Linked DNA regions of Homo sapiens: all the other regions are linked to region 1. Evidence: chromatin loops called from intact Hi-C (ENCODE). Cell type or tissue: ascending aorta. All regions are shown on one strand.

Region 1 (2,500 bases):
AGGCACTCTTAGTTTCTGTGCCTAGGCCTTAGGCCAATGTCTCTGTTTTAACAGAAAAAAAAAAAAGAAAGAAAAAGGAAAAGAGTAAAAAAGCAAAAACTAAAAGACACAGTGGAAGAATCTGCCCTCCCTTTTTGTTTTGAATTATCATACCCCCCAGCACTGAGTGAAAACTCATTTTGTTAAAAATTGACATAGCAGTTGCAGCTTCTTAGACACAGACACAACATAAACACATAAACACAGGCTGTGAGTGTTCTTTTGATGGTAGTATGTGTTTATTGTTTTATTTTATTAATAAAAGAGTGAGAACAGGGTACTAAATTATACCCAATCCAAAATAAAAGGAGAGCAGCTCAATATTTACTCCCATAATGACACCAGGTCACCCATCTGTAGGACGCTGGGGCCTGGTTCAGAGCAAGATGCTGTCTCCAGTTGCCATGACCCGAGGTGCTAGAGAGTTCTGAGTGTAACCCTTCTCAGATATGAGCTCATCTCACCCTGGAATAATTCTGAGAAGTAGGAATGGCATAGGGACAACATCCCCATTTCAGAAAGGAGGGGCCCTGGGGAAAGAGGCTGTGTCCTTCAGGGCCAAACAGTGACACAGGAATGGGACAAAAGCCTCCCCTCCCAAGACTAAATGTCTGTGAGAAAACTGCTGGAGAAAGGCTAGCCAGGCAGGGAGCCTGGGTGCAGGAGGTGGAGGGAGGGCGGTGAGCCCCCAGCTTGGCTGCATGTCAGGAGAGCTGGGAGAAGGGTCATGTACCCTGACATTCACAGAGGGGGTGGCACAAGAGAAGCAACTGCAGCCTCTCATTATGACCCAGTAAATCTTCAGTAAAACCCTCTGCCCTGCCATGTTTGGTGGGGAAAAACCGTTTTCTGGAAGCTGCTAAGGGGGCTGAATTTTGCATTACATTGCCTGGGGTCAAAAGAATCAACTCACAAATGAGCTGACTCACAAGCGAGTTGTCTATGAGACACCTGTATGCACATATTTGCTTTATTCACTGCTGTATCCCTGATGTCTACAACAGTGTCTGGCACACAGTGGATGCTCAGAAAATATTTGTGGAATAAACACATAGAACTCTTTACATCTGCAGTCTCTGCCACACCCACCTCTGTGTCTCCCTTCTCCAAAGTCTGGCTTAACATTCACAGAGACTCTGGTGTGGCTGACCCACTCTGTGCCCAGCACTAAAGCCTTGGTTCCCTCCGGGGAACTGAGAGGTCCCTGAGCTTCTGGAGCCGCCTTCTCGGTTATTGCAGGTTTCCTCCCCACCCAGAGTATGTGCAGCGCCCTGACCTGCTGCCCCAGCAGGTTCTCATCAGGACTCCACAGCCCACTCCATGTGTGGGCCGGAGTAGAGAGAGGAAGCTCTCCCAGCGCCACAGTGGGAGCTGCCAGCCTTGTCTTTTGCCTGTGGCCAGGGCAGGACTGTGGACTTTTCATCCCAGTTCTTCAAGCAAAGCTTCAGGCTCGCCCCCTACTGTGAAAGTGGAGGAACTTCATCTGGAGCACAACTCCCGGGCTCCTTGGAGTTCAGCATCCTTGATCACTTTTCTCTGAGCTAGGGTTGAAGCCCCAACGTTCACATGGGTTAGGATATGTGACTACGAGCAAAGCTTCACCTCTCTCAGCCTCAGTTCACTCATCATAAAGGGGGTAGGAAACAGCTGAAAACGCCATCCCTGTTCACCTGACAACAATATGGTGAGGATTAAATAAGGGCAGATGGCCGGACGTGGTGGCTCACAACTGTAATCTCAGCACTTTGGGAGGCAGAGGCGGGCAGATCACTTGAGGTCAGGAGTTCAAGACCAGCCTGGTCAACAGGGTGAAACCCTGCCTCTACCAAAATACAAAAATTAGCCAGGCGTGGTGGCGGACACCTGTAATCCCAGCTACTTGGGAGGCTGAGGCAGGAGAATCACTTGAACCTGGGATGCAGAGGTTGAAGGGGGCTAAGATCATGCCACTGCACTCCAGTCTGGGCAACAGAGTGAGACTCCATCTCCAAAATAATAATAATAATAATAATAAAACAAAAATTAGCTGGGCACGGTGGCTCAGACCTGTAATCCCAGCACTTTGAGAGGCTGAGGTGGGTAGATCACTTGAGACCAGGAGTTCAAGACCAGCCTGGCCAACATGGTGAAGCCCTATCTCTACTAAAAATACAAAAATTAGCCGGGCATGGTGGTGCACACCTGTAATCCCAGCTATTTGGGAGGCTGAGGCAGGAGAATCATTTGAACCCAGGAAGTGGAGGTTGCAGTGAGCTGAGATCATGCCACTGCACTCCAGCCTGGGTGACAGAGTGAGACTCCTTCTCAAAACAACAGCAACAACAAGAAAAAACTACAAATGAGGGCAGACATGTGACAGTTTCTTGCCTTTGTCAGGCTCTGCAAAGCTGTGGGGCTACTGTTTCCTAACAGTAGGCCACTGAACAAACAACAAATATCCACACCTTCGTTGCCTAGACCC
Region 2 (2,500 bases), 620 kb before region 1:
GCACGTTTCAAAGAGGCTCTCTGGAACGAGGAGCCTTCTGTGGAGGGACCTGCTCCATGGGACTTTAAGAAGGGGGTGGTGGGCTGTTTTGGGGGAAGATGAGTGTATGCCACACCCTCCACAAGCCATTTGGCTGGCTCATCCCAACGTGTTGCAGAGGCGGCTGGCCCGGGGCAGGGAGGCTCATTCTGGCCATCCCTGGGTTGCTTGTGGGGCTACTTTTCTGGCCATGATGACCCATGATTTATTATGACCCCAAGCACGACCTCTTAGACTTGGGAAGTGTGGTTCCTCCAAAGGGATCAGAGAATAGTGACAGAGTAAATCCAAGAACGCTGTAGAAGGAAGACACTTCTTTAGGCCTCTTAGAGTTAACTGCTTCCTATTCAACCTGGAATTAGTTCACGGACCCTGCTGTCTTTGGTAATACCTCGGTAATTTTCCTTAATAATTGTAACAACTGTTTCACCTTGTTTTCCTCAAATATTAGGCTGTTATTTCAACCAAGTGTGTTTTGGACTTTAACCAGAGACTATGGCACAAATTCTGAAGTCAGGTTTATTTATTTTTTATTTTTTAATTTTTTCCAGCTGTGGGCTGGCTCTGGCTCAGCCATCTGAAAATAAGTTATTTATATATATGTGTGTAGCCATATAGATATACTCATCCACATATACGAAGACCACTTCCAAGTCTTTTTTAGTTTGTTGCATGTGACCCCACAGAATTCCTTGGACCCAGCTGACCAGGGTTTGACACCCACTTCGTGTGATCTGGCCAGACCCAGCTACTCCAAGCCCCTCTCCTCACAGGGAAAATGGCAAAAAGCAGTGTGTAAATGTCTTATCAGGGCTCTGTATACATTAGATGCTCAATAAAGCTCTCATTTGGGGAAGCTGGATAACAGAAGTGGAAAGAAACAGAGGGACCTGGTTCACTTCCTTGTGAAATAAAAAAAGAGGAAGGGAGGGAAGCAAAGAAAGGAGAGGGGAAGGGGGAGAAGGTAGGATGGTGATGAGTGAATTATGCCAGCTTCCTGTCCTTGGGTAAGTTATTTATTTAACACCTTTGAGGTTCCATGTTTTTATCTATAAAATGAAGACAATAACCCCTACTTCATTTAGTTGTTTCGAGGATTACACAAGGCGATGGGTGCACCCCACACCCGATTTCTAGTTAGTGTTTGTACTGGACCTGCACGTAAGCACCGTAGATGCATAAAAAAAGGCAAAGGTTGTATTTTAATTTTTTCGAGCACCAATGAATTAGCTATGATGCCATTAATAGAATGAGATGTCCTATTACCATTAGATGATGTTCTTAACATTCACATTAGGAACTGTGGGACAGGCTGGTCCCCATGAACTGGGGCAGGCTCTGGGATAGTTGTATTTATAGGCCTGAGCAAGAGGCAAACCAAATGCAGTCGTCCCTCCGGCAAGTCAGCCGCAACTCCAAGAGCGTGGAGCTGTCAGGAACTGAAACCCAGTCAGAGGCAAAAGTGAACCACGCTGCTCTGATTTCCTTGCCTGTGGGAAAGCAGGGGCCGGGGCGAATAAACAGGTCAGTGGGTTGTTTCTTCTCCAGCACTGCTCAGAGCCTGAAGTCCTGCCGAGAGCTTAAGCAAGACCAGCGTGGGGGGTGGGGAACCCCCACAAATACATCGCATCTCTTATCCGTTAAAATTCAAGATGACTCATCATTTTGTCTTCCTGGTAATCCAGACAGGGTCACTTTTCCAAAGGCCAAATTCATTGGCAGGACTTTTTAACAGGGACATTCTGACTTTTTAGAAAAAGGCCAAAGTCAACATCAGAAAATCTTTTTTCTGGTCTGCGGTAATAATAGCCACTGTTTGTCAAATGTTACTGTGTGCCAAGCACTGCACATGGTGCTCTAGGTACTTTTCTTATTTAATTCTCACAACCCCGGGAGGCAGATATTTATTCCCATTTTATAGATGAGGATAACAAAACTCAGATTAAGTAAAGACAGACATTGGGGCCAGCTCACTCCAGCAGAGGCTCCCACGATGACCCTCCCTGCTCCTCCCAACTCTGCGTCCAGTGACCTCACATTGGTGGCCTGCAGTCCATCATGGGGGGAGTATTTACACCATAGAAATTGGCAAATTGTACAAACCAAGGTCCTTCTCTTTTTTTTCCTCTCTCATCCTCAACTTCATATTCTTTCTAGTTCATGTCTCCACAAGAAAATGAGCTTTAATAGAGCATCATTTGAGGCTGGGCGTGGTGGCTCCTGCCTGTAATCTCAGCACTTTGGGAGGCCGAGGTGGGCGGATCACCTGAGGTCAGGAGTTCAAGACCAGCCCAGCCAACATGGTGAAACCTCGTCTCTACTAAAAATACAAAAATTAGCCGGGCGTGGTGGATTACAGCCGTGTGCCTGTAATCCCAGCTACTCGGGAGGCTGAGGCAGGAGAATCCCTTGAACCTGGGAGACGGAGGTCGCAGTGAGCCGAGATGGTGCCACTGCACTC
Region 3 (2,500 bases), 100 kb before region 1:
TCTAAAATTGACTTTTTTTTTTTTTTGAGACAGGTTCTCACTCTGTTGCCTAGGCTGGAGTGCAGTGGCTCCATCTTGGCTCACTGCAACCTCTGCCTCCCAGGCTCAGGTGATCCTCCTGCCTCAGTCTCCCAAGTGTTTGGAACTACAGGTACACGCCACCATGCCTGGCTAATTTTTATATTTTTAGTAGAGACAGGGTTTTGCCATGTTGCCCAAGATGGTCTCAAACTTCTGGGCTCAAGCAATCCACCCACTTCAGCCTCCTAGAGTGCTGGGATTATAGGCAATGAGCCACCATGCCCAACCCTAAAACTGGTTTTCTAAAAGCAGTATAAGTGTATTGCCAGAAACATCAGATAATTACCAGAAGAAACCACTAAAAGAATTTAAAGTATTTGCCTCATGAAAATGGGAATGGAGAGGGATTGGGCATTTATACTTAAGCCTTACATGTGTCCACAAAAACTTGTATGTGAATGTTCATAGCAGCATTATTCATAATAGCCAAAAATTGGAAAGAACCCAGTGTTTATCAGCAGATGATGGATAAACAAATTGTGGTATATCCATACGATGGAATATTATTCAGCCATTAAAAAGAATACTGATACATACAACAACATGGATGAACCTCCAAAGCATTATGCTAAGTGAAAGAAGCCAGACACAAAGTGTTAACATATTATATGATTCCATTTAAATGAAATATTCAGAATAGATCAATCCATAGATACAGAGCATAGATGGGTGGTTGCTAGGGACTAGGGGGAGGAGGAATGGGGAGAAACTGCCTAATGGGTAAGGAGTTTTACTTTAGAGTAATGGAAATGTTTTGAAACTAGATAAGAGGTCGGTGATTGTACAACATTGTGACAATACTAAATGCACTGAGTTATTTATGTTAAAATAGGTGAATTATTAAATAATTCTTTTTTAAAAGGAATGAAGTACTGATTCATGCTATGACATGGATGCACCTTGAAAACATACTACTAAGTAAAAGAAGCCAGGCATAAGAGGTCATATATTATGATTTTATTTCTATGAAATATCCAGAATAGGTATTATAAATCCATAGAGACAGGAAGTCAACTGATGGTTGCTGGAAGGGGATGGAGAGTGACTACTAATGAGTATGGAGTTCCTCTTTGGGGTGATGAAAATGTTCTGGAATCAGTGGTAATGGTCGGACAAGCTTGTGGGTAATACTAAAGAACACTAAAGCATACCCCTTTAAAGAGTGAATTTTATGATGCATGAATTATATTTCAAACAACAACAAAAAAGCTCCACCTAAGCAATTCACTTATGAATGGATATTCGTGATAAAGACTCTCCACTGAATTGCCCTGCTGAATATGCGTGAATGGACTCTCAGCATCCCCCAGGTGGAGCAGCAGTGACACTGACAGGAACCAGGGTAGTGATTTTCTGGGTCTAGAATCTTCCTCATCTTTTTTATGCTGTCTTCGTCCTCTCATCCAGCACTTTCATTATTAAAATTCTTACCTGTTCTGCACACAGCTGTGCAGCCTCTTCATAAATCTGATAAAGAGAAGGTAATTCACGTGGCGAGTGAGGAGCTCCCAGGGAGGCATTTTCTTCTGAACAAATGGGCTCCTTCACTTTTCTGTCAGGAGGGTATTACTTGCTCTCAGTCGGTTTGTAACCTTCTCGCTTTTCTCTTCCTCCTAATCCCTTATTAAAAAGTCAGGGATGACATGGGTGCTGGAAACATCTTTAGTTGGCATGTTGTCCACTCAAGGCAGACAGCCTGCCTAGAAGAAGCCATTTCCCGTTCTACGTCAGTGCTTCTGCAGACTGCTATATTCAGTTTTGCCTCACTGTTAATAGTTGAATATATCACTTCTATTTTTACATCTGTTTTTCCCGTTGTACTAGAGTGAGATGGTGGCAGTAGCTGCAGATGTCCTCAGCTCAGTTTGGAAGACATGACAGATGTGTCTCTTCTCCCATTTCTATATGTTATCTGAATCTCAGCCTCCAAATGACAGAGAGTGCATGTCCGCCCTCTCTTCTTCCAACCTGAATGTTAGGGGGTTTGCCTGCTTGCATTTGGGATTGCACTGAGTAAGCACTCCATAGTCAGAGACACACACCTAAGCATGGTATATTTTAGGATTATTGTGCTACTGTGATATATTATAACATTAGTTATCCCTGCTTTATAAGCACTGAAATTCTTGACATATAAATTGCTTTTCTTTATGTAAATGGTTAAGTCCTGGAATCTACAATAACACTCTCAAGAATTTAGTCCGTAGGCTAAATCTGTCTTCTCAAGAATCACTCACTCTGTAATAACGCATGGGTATGTAAGTAAGCTGAGAACAAACAAAAGCCAGGGGCACAGGGAATTTATCTTTCCTATTCTTTATTCTCCTTTCTTTCTATCCTTCACATTTGAGTCCTATAGTGTTCAGAGTTGCTGATGAGGCACTAGGCAGCAGCAGCCAGCTGCATGGGTGTCCCATAA

Evidence for each region. Peaks named below come from ENCODE experiments on the same cell type or tissue, not always from the same donor. Only the 100,000 strongest peaks of a DNase experiment are listed, where the experiment ranks them.
Region 2: it touches region 1 in a loop (2.7-fold over the local background); 2 of 110 quality-filtered maps call a loop at or near these places.
Region 3: a loop joins it to region 1, with 3.0 times the contacts of the local background. A loop is called at or near these places in 2 of 110 quality-filtered maps.

The regions. Positions count from the first base shown.
Region 1 is chr2:27,722,472-27,724,971 of GRCh38, reverse strand. All of the region lies in intron 2 of LOC105374378 (a long non-coding RNA gene), which reads right to left. Among named protein-coding and RNA genes, the nearest start is that of LINC01460, 8.0 kb to the right of the region's middle. In ascending aorta, a CTCF peak has its summit at 1,507 (motif pointing left); a DNase peak (open chromatin) is centred at 1,481; H3K27ac peaks cover 2,500 bases.
Region 2 is chr2:28,341,817-28,344,316 of GRCh38, reverse strand. No RefSeq gene overlaps it. Among named protein-coding and RNA genes, the nearest start is that of BABAM2-AS2, 33 kb to the right of the region's middle. In ascending aorta, no CTCF peak of the experiment used is centred here; a DNase peak (open chromatin) is centred at 1,516; H3K4me3 peaks cover 1,080 bases; H3K27ac peaks cover 2,500 bases.
Region 3 is chr2:27,822,663-27,825,162 of GRCh38, reverse strand. The region is part of intron 7 of RBKS (ribokinase); the gene reads left to right. Among named protein-coding and RNA genes, the nearest start is that of MRPL33, 52 kb to the right of the region's middle. In ascending aorta, a CTCF peak has its summit at 1,387 (motif pointing right); no DNase peak of the experiment used is centred here; H3K4me3 peaks cover 634 bases; H3K27ac peaks cover 1,011 bases.